2 separate regions of the Homo sapiens genome follow, and region 1 is linked to region 2. Evidence: read pairs that join two places in POLR2A ChIA-PET (ENCODE). Cell type or tissue: A673. All regions are shown on one strand. Each heading gives the region's core, and the rest is flanking DNA. Links, peaks and the distances in the headings are about the cores only.

Region 1 (5,983 bases), core at 475-5,474, 360 kb after region 2:
CTGACTTTTTGTGGTTATTTTTGATCCTTAGAGAATATAGCCTTAAAATTTAGTATTTTTAAGAAAGTGATCAAATTGGTTTACATCTAGTGAATCTTCTGGGTGTTATGGCCTTCAAATGTGAAAGAACAGTTAATGATCCCCTGTCAAAGTATAAAGATGCATTTGTGTTTTTATTATTGGTGGTAACTTTCTGTGGCTTTATCCACCCTTGTGATTGTTTAAAATCAGCAGAGCAGTAATTAACCTATAACTGAGGGGTATAAAAAAAGAGCTCTCAACTTTGGCTTTCTTGGAATCATGCTTAGCCAAGTTAACTGAGAAGTAAATCTGCACAATGAAGATGAACAGGAATGGTAAGGTAGTGATGTGCTCAAGTCAAGATTTCTTTTTGATAAGTCTAGAATGGATTTCTTTTTTTTTCTAAACTACTACTATTTGCCTTTGTGCTCACCTATATTTACTCCTGAAATTGGAAAGTGTCTCTAGACTTAACACTGATAAACACTGCCCAAAGCCAAATAACTAAAGATGTTGTCAGTCTCTGTTTCCAAGAGCTGTTGGGTCTCGCAATAATAGAGAGGCTGAAACTGCTGTAGATCATCTTGCTCCCATCTGCTCTTGGGTCCTTCCAGTAAATGGGAGTCCTCTTAATCTACCATATGTTAAACTGCCTTGGGGCTAAAGAACAGTGATGTAGATGTTATCACACAATTTCTGAATCTTTCACATACTTTACAATTTCTAAGGTGGAAAGAAAAAATCAGTATCCTATTTTTAGTTAGGGTTAGAGTTAGCTTTGCATCGTTGAATGATACAGGATGGTTGCTGTATAACTAACATAATTAAGTTTACCTTAAAGAAATATGCTAAGAACATCAAGGCCTTTTTAGGTGTTCCTGTAATTTGGAAAGGGTGTAGCCAGTAATTTATAAATAGATTGTTCTTGTTGCACACCAAAGGGCAAATCTGGGCTCACCCTTTTTGCATGTTGTGTGAATTTAACAACTTGTGTTTTCTGCATTAATCTATTTTTAGAGGGGTATAACCCCTCTTTTAGTAATTCGAGGGATTTGGCTTAGTTACACTTGGTAAAGCTACAAAATCCAGAGGTTTGAATCACTCCTAAATAAAGAGAAGCCTCAGTATTAGCCAATTATAAGCTTTCTTTAAAAGTTGTAACAATTTAGGTTTCCAGGGTAGAAGAAGTAGAATTATTTGATTTTTTTTGGTAATGAACTAAACTATTTAAATTGTTGTATATGTTTGTTTGAGGATGGTACCTGCCTCATTTCAGGACATTTTGGATATCACGTGAGATAATTATTCACAAGAAATAACAATAAAAATTCCAGTTATGGTTGTTACTTTTATCATCTGTACTTAATATTTATCCATCAAAATTTACATGGATATTCGTGATCCATAACAGGATATTTCAAGTCCTGAGCGTTCTAATTGTGGACTTTATATTGATTGTCTTCTGTAGTGACTGCGGAAAAGTTTATGCTACATATGGCTTTATCTGTTTGCAACTTAAGCAACACTTTAAGCATACTTCATCACCCCAGCAAAAAGCTGGTCAGGTTTATGAGCTTGGCATCTTATTGGTGCATTTTTGTCTCTGCTGTTCTCTGAATTTTGTGTCATAAAAACCAGTTAGTCTCCATGAGGGCTAAATTGAATGAGAGTTTTTTTCCTCTGATTTTAAATAAATATCACTTACAACAGAGCTCTTGGGAGATGCCATTTCTTCAGGACTCTCCTCTGACCCACGTCCCTTTTAAGTTACTCTTTCTCTTAATGTTAATATACACAGTTCTCATGAACATCAAAAGTTTTAATTTCCCATAATTGTATCATCTCTCTTTTTTCCTTTTTTTTTTTTTTTTTTTTTTTTTGAGACAGAGTCTCACTCTGTCGCCCAGGCTGGAGTGCAGTGGTATGATCTTGGCTCACTGCAACCTCCGCCTCCCGGGTTCAAGGGATTCTCCTGCCTCAGCCTCCCTAGTAGCTGGGATTACAGGCGTCCACCACCACACCCGGCTAATTTTTGTTTTTTTTTAGTAGAGGCGGAGTTTCGCTATGTTGGCAAAGCTGGTGTTGAACTCCTGACCTCAGGTGATCTGCCTACCTCAGCCTCCCAAAGTGCTAGGATTACAGGCATGAGACATTGCACCTGGCCTCATCTATTTTTAGGGGGAGCTTTAGTTTGAAAAGTTGGGGTTTCTGTGGCAGGATGTGAATTCTCAATGTAAATCTCTCTTCCTAAGAGATGAGTGAAATAAATGGATTCAAACAACAAATAAAACTGAACCTCTTTGAAGTCCCTTTGAACAGACTTGATATCTATCATTGTGTTAATCCTACCTCTGTGATGCCCTTCCCTCCTCAATAAAATCTCACACTTAATTCTTAAAGTATCCCGTTCCTTAAACATTCTCTTTAAAAACTCTTAAAAGATTTATTGGGTCACATATTCAGAATAACTACTTGCCATTTGTTATTGTACCTAACAGTAATAGTGCAGTGTTTGAAATGAAATGGACCTGAGCTCCAGAGTTCATCATTTATTATCTGTGTGACTTTGAACATATTATATAATCACCCTAAACCTTTTTCCTCATCAGTAAAATGGAACTTATAATACCTATGAGGATTAAATACGATATGGTAGCTTAAATTTTTGCTCATTTTGCTCTTTTGATATGAGCCAAATTATAGGAGAAATAATTAGAGTGGCACACTAGCATGATGGTAAACATTCTGTCATTTCCATCATTATCCTAAATTGCATCTATTCTGTGTAAGAAGTAAGAGATAAAAAAGAAGTACAAGACATGGTTCCTGAAGACAGGATACTCAGTTTGTTGAGGAAATAAGACGTCAATGAAGGGATAAATAAGAGCACAATTTATTGCATGGTAAGTGTCAGATGAACAGTACAATTTGTGCTTTAGAAATTCAGAGAACAGAAGGGTATCATTGTAGCTGGGTGCGGTGGCTCACGCCTGTAATCCCAGCACTTTCAGAGGCCGAGGCAGGCGGGTCACTTGAGTTCAGGAGTTCAAGACCAGCCTGGCCAACATGGTGAAACCCCGTCTCTACTAAAAATACAAAAATTAGCCGGGTGTGGTGATGGGCGCCTGTAATCCCCGCTACTCGGGAGGCTGAAGCATGAGAATCGCTTGAACCCAGGAGGCAGAGGTTGCAGTGAGCTGAGATCCTGCCACTGCACTCCAGCCTAGGTGACAGAAAAAGACTCTGTTTCAAAAAAAAAAAAAGAAAAACGAAAAGAAAATTACTTTGAGCATACTTTGGGTATATCATATGGGCAGAGCATCCGGAGTATCTACTAGGCACATAGCACAGTAACCAGTGTTTGCAGATTTTACATAGTTTATTTAGGAAGGTTGCCAATTTTGCAAGGCCATTGTTATTGAATCAGTACCAGTGACTGTGAGCACAATGTGAAATCCCCACAGGCAACACAAGAACAGAAATCATTAAACTATCTGCTAGTGGCTTTATGGTTTGTTTATTTAAACACACACACACACACACACACACACACACACACACACACACTCAAGTAATCCAAAGCAAAACTTCTTTCTCTTCTTCCTCCAGGTGCTTAGCTTTAGATATTATTATTACATCAGCATCACGTCGTAGGCAGGGTTATTCCCATGACACAGAGGGCTTATAATATTTACAATGGAGTGAGCTATAAGGGGAAGGGTGTGCTGATAGCTATTTTTCCTTGTTGTTATTGGCTTGGTTACTAGTTTAATGGCCTAGTTGCCAATTAATGGCTTAATGTATTTAATGTTCTATATAAGCAATGTACAACTCTTTAGTTTCTAAGTCAAATACACGTGAAAATCACCCTAGTGGATATGAGAATCTTCCATACAAATAGTAAGCCTGTGATTATACATTATCAGTAAAGATCAAGAACTATATAAATGCCATGTTACATTAAGCCCAAATGATAATTTAATGATATTGAGTCAAAAAAGAGATACTGCAGCTACTAAAAAGTTAGAAATTATGCCCTAATACACGCCGGGACCAGCAGGCTCCTCAGCCAACCCTGTCCCTCGGCCTGGCCCTGCCAGAGAGGGACCCCAGCCCATCTTGGGCATCGGCAGGACTCAGCCGCTCCCACCTCCCCACAGAAACCCAGGAGTGTGTGGACGTCTGAGCCCAGCTTCCTGCATCCCCACCCGGCCCACCTGGCCCCTCACCCCCGGCAGCGGGCCAGCTGCGCCCCCCACTCCCCCTCCTACCCCAGCAGGGGCTTCTGGGGCCTTTTCACCTAGAGAAACATTCCCACTGCCCTTTGGCGTCCCTGTACTCTGAGCTGTGAATATTTTTAACCCTGTGAATACGGCCCGCTCTTGTGACACAGAGACTATTTTATCAACTGTCAGCCCCATTCCTTTATGATAGGATTCTCCACAGTGGCTTCCGACTCAGGCTCCAATGGACCAAATAAAAGCGTTTTGTTTTGTAAAAAAAAAAAAAAAAAAAAAAAAGGAAAAAAGAAAAAAGAAATTATGCCCTAATAATGCCTATGCCAAGAAAAATGGCATACTGAAACTAGGTAAGAGAAACTGCATATTTCATAACATTTAGTGATTCTAACCAAATGAATTTAAACCCAGTATAATTTTTTTCAAAATTAAAAGTGAATAATGTAGTAGACTAGCTAGTTATCTCTAATGTAAAGATGAAAAACTATTGCTTTAATCATACTTTTTTTATTGTTTCCCCTTGGAAGTGCTTGAGTACATTTGTTAAGAACACGCTTTAATCCTGGTTATTAGTGTGCCGGGGCTTATTCACCCCTGTGGCTCTCCCATAGTCAGTCCCAGTTATCGTAGTCTACTATGCCCATGCTACTGGAATTTTCTCTTCTTGTTTTGTTGCTACTTTAGATGCTTGGAGAAATTCTCAGGAAGGCCATATGCCCCATTTGTCAGAAAATGATAGTGTCATAATGAAAAAGTTCGTTATGCTTAAAAAAAAAACAAATCTAGCCTCTTCCTCAATTAGAATCAAAATCAACAAATAAATATTGAATGTCAGTGCTCTTCTTTATGGCAATCTTATAAATAACTTCAGGAGAAATTTCCAAATGGAGAATCCCCTAGGCATTTAAAAAAAGAACTCTCTACCATTATATACAGTAAAGTTGATAATGAACTCAGCTTAAAAATGAACTTCTGTGCTATGCATGGTGGTCACGCCTGTAATCCCAGCACTTTTGGATTGCTTGAGGCCAGGAGTTCAAGACCATCTTGGCCAACATAGTAAAACCTCACCTCTACTAAAAATACAAAAATTAGTTCAGCGTGGTGGGACATGCCTGTAATCCCAGCTACTCAAGAGGCTGACGCATGAGAGTCCCTTGAACCCGGGAGGTGGAGGTTGCAGTGAGCTGATATCACGCTACTGAACTCCAGCCTGGACGACAGAGTGAGACTGTGTCTCAAAAAATCAAAAGAAGGCTGGGCACAGGGGCTCACGCCTGTAATCCCAGAACTTTGGGAGGCTGAGGTCGGCGGATCACTTGAGGTCCGGAATTCAAGACCAGCCTGGCCAACATGGTGAAACCCCGTCTCTACTAAAAAATACAAAAATTAGCTGGGCATGGTGGGCAGGTCTGTAATCCTAGCTTCTCGGGAGGCTGAGGCAGGAGAATTGCTTGAACCCGGGAGGCGGAGGTTGCAGTGAGCTGAGATCATGGCACTGCACTCCAGCCTGGGTGACAGAGTGGGACTCCATCTCAAAAAACAAAAAATGAACTAACCAGGCACAGTGGCTCATGTCTGTAATACCAGCACTTTGGAAGACTAAGGCGGGAGAACTGCTTGGGCCCAAGAGTTCAAGACCAGCCTGGGCAACATAGTGAGACCTCACCTCCACAAAAAATTGAAAAGAAAAAAAAAAAAAAAAAAACTGGGTGTGGTGGCAC
Region 2 (5,983 bases), core at 502-5,501:
TGGTAAGGGGTCACCCCTAATTCAAACAACTGTAGCTACAGAGTCAGTCACGTAATGGCCACCCAGGGTTGCCTCATCACTTGAAGTCCCTGGGCAGGACAGTCTAAGCTCAGACAGTAGATGGAGGAGAGGTTAAATACGGTTAATGACTAGGAAATGGTACACCTACTGAGGGTAGTAACCAAGTTTAAGGGCAGAGAAATTAGGCAATATTTATTTATTTATAAATTTAACAAATTTGACCAAGAAAAAGATTATGGAACTGGACAGCATTCTAGACCAAAGATGGTTCACAATGGCCCTTCTTGCAAAGTGGTGAGCTATATTTATAACCAGAAAACAGGTGAAATAGGTAATATTTAATTCACTGATCTTGTCAGTTGAGAGAGGTTTTTTAATTAAAATTTTTATTTTTGCTTTAAAAAATTTGTTTAACTTTTAGGTTCGGGGTACATGTGCAAGTTTGTTATATAGGTAAACTTGTGTCATGGGGGTTCACTGTACAGATTATTTCATCACCCAGGTATGAAGTCTAGTATCCAATAGTTACTTTTTCTGATCCTGAGAGAGGTCTTTGTAACAAGATTCTGTGGAAGGAGAGTAAGAATATGGCATTGATGATGTGGGGTGAGGTTTTTGGGACTGGCATTGCATAAAACCTCATATATGAGAGGAATGCACAATTCTTTTTTTTTTTTTTTTTTTTCAAGACGGAGTTTCGCTCTTGTTGCCCAGGCTGGAGTGCAATGGCGCGATCTCAGCTCACCGCAACCTCCACCTCCCGGGTTCAAGTGATTCTCCTGCCTCAGCCTCCCGAGTAGCTGGTATTACAGGCATGTGCCACCATGCCCGGCTAATTTTGTATTTTTAGCAGAGACGGGTTTTCTCCATGTTGGTCAGGCTGGTCTCCAACTCCTGACCTCGGTTGATCCGCCCGCCTCAGCCTCCCAAAGTGCTGGGATTACAGGCATGAGCCACTGTGCCTGGCCTGCACAATTCTTAAATTACCTTCAAATGGTCTTCTGAGTTAGAAGATTGAGAATGTCTAGAAGTTCAGGGCATCTGGTCGCTTAAGCATATTTAGATTAAGAGGGAATTGGCTGGGTGCACTGGCTCACGCCTGTAATCTCAGCACTTTGGGAGGCTGAGGGGGCCAATCACTTGAGGCCAGGAGTTCAAGACCAGCCTGGCCAACATGGTGAAACTTGTCTCTACTAAAAATACAAAAATTAGCCAGGTGTGATGGTGTGTGCCTGTCATCCCAGCTACTTGGGAGGCTGAGGTACAAGAATCACTTGAACCCGGGAGGTAGAGGTTGCAGTGAGCCAACATTGCACCACTGCACTCCAGCCTGGGTGACAGAGTGAGGCTCTGTCTCAAAAAAAAAAAAAAAAAAAAAAAGAGGGAATAGGAGGCCAATTACAAAAGACCACATGTTGTATACAAAATGTCCAGATGGGCAAATCGGTAGAGAAAAAAAATTAGCGGTTGCCTAGGGCTGGGGGTAGGGGAAAGTGGGGAGTGACTGCTAATGGGTATGTGGTTTCTTATTGGGATGATCAAAATTTTCAGCGGGCGCGATGGCTCACGCCTGTAATCCCAGCACTTTGGTAGGCCAAGGTGGGCGGATCACGAGGTCAGGAGCTCGAGATCAGCCTGGCAAACATAGCGAAAACCCGTCTTTACTAAAAATACAAAAGATTAGCCGAGCTTGGTGGCCGGCGCCTGTAATCCCAGCTACTTAGGAGGCTGAGGCAGGAGAATCGCTTGAACCCAGGAGGCTTGAACCCAGGAGGTTGCAGTGACCCAAGATGCACCACAGCACTCCAGCCTGGGCAACAGAGCAAGGCTCTGTCTCAAAAAAAAAAAAAAAAAAAAAAAAAATCTAAAGTTGATTGTGGTAAGGGTAGTACAACTCTGTGAATATACAAAAAAAAAAAAAGTAATTCTACGCTATAATGGGTAACTTTTATGGTATGTGGATATGTTAGTAAAGCTGTTTAAAAAGGCAATTGGAGCTTTTTTGAGACTCCATTGTCATTATCTTGATACTTCATGTTGTTCCTGAGCCATGACAAGCCAAAAGTATAAAAGAAAGTGAAGCTGGGCGCAGTGGCTCATGCCTGTAATTTCAACACTTTGGGAGGCCGAGGCGGGAGGATCACTTGAGTCCAGCAGTTTAAGGCTGCAGTGAGCTATGATCAAGCCACTGCACTCCAGCCTAGGGGACAGAGCGAGACCCTGTCACTTAAAAAAATAAAAAAGAAAGCAAAGGAGAGAAAGTGGTCTGGATGGTCTACACTGTACAGTGTCATTGTTACCTATGAGCTATCAGGAAAGAGCCAATAACAAATTCAGTTAATCAAGTCCAAGCTTCTGAAGCATATGTAAGTATAAGTAAATAAATAAATCTATTAACAGCGAAATAAATGGATTTAGATATAAATCTGTATCTAACCTTCATCAGGTATAAATAACATCCTCCTCACTCAAAATATAAGCTCCTAAGGTTAAGGGACAGTATTTTACTTGAATGATTATTTAATAAATTTAACCGATCTGGCTTGTTTGGCTGCAAATTTTAAAGTAGTTTTCAAAAGACTGACAGCATGGTCATTAGCCTAGTAAGAAAGTTGGAAAGTGTGAGATTTCTAGGGTGCTGGCAAGGGCAATAAACCAGAAATTATGTGCTAGGTCCGCTCTGCCTCTTATGCCTGTTGTGAACTGGGCAACTCATTTATAAAATAAAATAGAGATAATATCAGGACTACCCACTTTATAGATTATTGGAAGAATCAAATAAGCTAGTATGCGAAAACACTTCAAGTTAAAGTGCCATGCAAATGTATGATATTTTTCATCAAGCTAGAAGTCATTTAGTTAATTTAATTTCCAGGATAACGGTTACAAACATGGCATTCTGCAAAATCTTTCCTTCCTTGCCACCTAAAATGCCATTTGTATTCACAGTGAACTCTGTAAACTTGCTCTGAAGCCATCAGGATATGTGGTTATGAGTTTAATATCTTCAAGAACACTGTTCCTTGGAATGTTGCTCTGAAGGCCCTAAAAAGCCCCCTTCCAAATATGAAACAGGCATATAGGTTAAAACTGGCATGTGATCATCCGAGAGAGGAGGACTGGTAATAACACTGCCCTCTTATCAGAAAAGGTTAAAAAGGGACGGCCAATCTCAAATTATAAGATATTTGGACACATCACATTTTGTCAATCTAATAAAGAAAATAAAGTTTAATTTCCCAAAATTTTATTAAAACTGGACTCTGTCATCAGATATCTATTGCAAAGATGAAATCTCACCACAGAGCAGTAAAGTTTGTCATAAAAACAAGCTTTAAACAAATATAAATTCTTTTTGTACTTTTGAACTGAAGAGGTTTTTATCATTAAAAAAGTGTCTTCTTTTTTCCATGAGTCATGGACATTTTCCCACAAGAATTTCTGTTCATTAAAATGACTTTTGAGTACCCCATAAATATGTACAACTACTATGTACCCACAAAAATTAAAAATTAAAAAGTTAAAAACCAAAAGCAACTTTTGAGTTGTTAAGGCAAGAGTATGGAGGCAGAGAGAGGGAAGAGGCGATGTTTAGATAAGTCTTTGAAAAATTAGAAAAACAATTCTCAGTCCATTTCTTAAAAATCTTTATTATTTGGTATTCTTTTGGTTTATCTTTATTATTTCGTATTCTATTTGGTATTCTTGTTTTCTAAATCCTCAGCTGTTACTTTGAACCTTATAAGAATGAAAAATAACTACCCAATCAACCATAACAGTTCCACAGCAGATACAAAGCTCAAACTGAAAGGAAGCTTTCAAATATATTCTATAACATACTTAAATACACTTGGCTATGGCTACCTTAGCTGGGTATTTTTTGGCTAAATTTCTTCTTAGGTAGCACTTTTGGGTTTAGAAAGTGCTGAGATAAATATTAGCAGCAGAAGACATTTATAGGTACCCCTTTCCAATGGAAAATATTTTATAGTTAACAAACAAAACTGATAACAAACAAAGGATCCTAAATACAGTATCAATTCCATTATCATCCATTATCACTTCTCTTGCAAACCTTCCCCTGGCATTTTTGCATACATATAATTGTCAGTCTTGGAGGGCAACGGAGGTGTAATACCACTATTTAGTTGTTTGGTTATCTTCATGAGAGCTGAACAGATGTGTATCCAGTGGTATAGATGTTCAATGACAACATTACCAAATTTCCATACTTCAGTTCGGGAATGATCTGCATCAGGAAAAAAAAAGAAAAGTAAGAGTGGAGAGTTTTGCACTTTACTATTAAAATTATAAGTTCTAATATTATGATTAAAGTTCATTAGATATGTTTTGAGTCAAAACCAAGCAGAATCTTGTGTAAATATGTAATTACAGGAATATGGATAAATTTTGGTATAGTCATACAATGGAATACTTAACAGCAGTTAACAAAGAATTAGAGTTATTTGTATTCATGAATAAATCTCAAAATATTCAATACAAAAAGTAAGTTATAGAATAATGTGTACTTTTGGGCACAATTAAACGGCTTTAAAACCTGCAAGATAGTATTATATTATTTATGGATTCATTAGCATATAGTAAAAATAAGAAATCATGCATGAAACCAATACCAAATTCATGATAGTATTATCTCTAGGGAAAGACGAGAAGACAGTGGGATCGAGGAAAGATAGAAATCCTCAACTGTTCCTATAATGTTTTCTTTAAAAAGTCTAACTCAAATATAGTGTTAAGGTTGGATATAGAATATAGCTTCATAATGACTATGCAGGTATTATTCTCTATACTTGCATGTTTGAAATATTTCCTAATTAAAAATTATTTAAAGCTATATAGTAACTGCACACCATTATATGTTTTAAGTTTTTTAAATTGAAAACTGTTAAACTGTCATTCATAAAAGTTGCTTTTTCCCAGGAGTCAATGACTAATATTCAAACAGAATGGTCCAATGGAAAGACTATATAGAGTTGAACAGATGAGGGTTCTGTCCAATGGAAAGACTATATAGAGTTGAACAGATCTTGGCTCTACACCAATGAGTTTTGTCACTTAACTGCTCTGAGCCTCAGTTTCTTCTTCCATAAAACAAAATTGTAAGAATTGTTTTTTTCTTTTGAGACAGGGTCTTGCCCTGTTGCCCAGGCTGGAGTGCAGTGGCACGATCATGGCTCACTGCAGCCTCAATCTCCCATGCTCAGGTGATCCTCCCACTTCAGCCTCCCAAGTAGCTGGGACCAGAGGCTGAGAAAATATATGTGAAGATCTGTCACAGAGTAGTTGCTCAAAAATATTAACTACCGGCTGGGCACAGTGACTCACACCTGTAATCCCAGCACATTGGGAGGCAGAGGCAAGTGGATCACTTGAGGTCAGGAGTTTGAGATCAGCCTGGCCAACATGGTGAAACCCCATCTCTACTAAAAATACAAAAATTAGCCAGGCGTGGTGGTGGGCACCTGTGATCCCAGCTACTTGGGAAGCTGAGGCAGGAGAATCGCTTGGACCTGGGAGGTGGAGGTTGCAGTGAACTGAGATTGTGCCACTGCACTCCAGCCTGGGTGGCAGAGTGAGACTCCATTTCAAAAAATAATAATAATAATAATTACCCCCTTTCTTTCAGATGCCTCTCATCCACAAGTCTATTTTATTCATTTCTGTTATTCCTAGTAACTAACTCAGTGCCTAACCCAATACATGTTTGCTGATTTGAGTAAACCATTTGGTTATAATTGAGTTCAAGCTTTATTATTTATTTATTTATAATTATAAATAAATAATTTATTCATTATCTTTAATAATAGAGACAGGGTCTTATGTTGCCCAGGCTAGTCTTGAACTTCTGGCCTCAAGCAATCCTCCCACCTCGGCCTCCTAAAGTGCTGGGATTACAGCCATGAGCCACTGCACCTGGCTTTTTTTTTAATTGAGTAAAAGC

The links. Peaks named below come from ENCODE experiments on the same cell type or tissue, not always from the same donor. Only the 100,000 strongest peaks of a DNase experiment are listed, where the experiment ranks them.
Region 1: POLR2A ChIA-PET joins it to region 2 with 5 read pairs; 2 of 35 experiments call an interaction of 5 or more read pairs at or near these places.

Annotation. Positions count from the first base shown.
Region 1 is chr17:29,742,466-29,748,448 of GRCh38, reverse strand. The region is part of intron 3 of SSH2 (slingshot protein phosphatase 2); the gene reads left to right. Among named protein-coding and RNA genes, the nearest start is that of SSH2-AS1, 110 kb to the right of the region's middle. In A673, for the core only: no CTCF peak of the experiment used is centred there; a DNase peak (open chromatin) is centred at 3,428; H3K27ac peaks cover 1,085 bases.
Region 2 is chr17:30,106,121-30,112,103 of GRCh38, reverse strand. It overlaps EFCAB5 (EF-hand calcium binding domain 5), which reads right to left. Exons shown (of 23, transcript NM_198529.4): 23 at 3,652-4,270. The coding sequence ends at 4,080. Among named protein-coding and RNA genes, the nearest start is that of NSRP1, 7.7 kb to the left of the region's middle. In A673, for the core only: no CTCF peak of the experiment used is centred there; no DNase peak of the experiment used is centred there.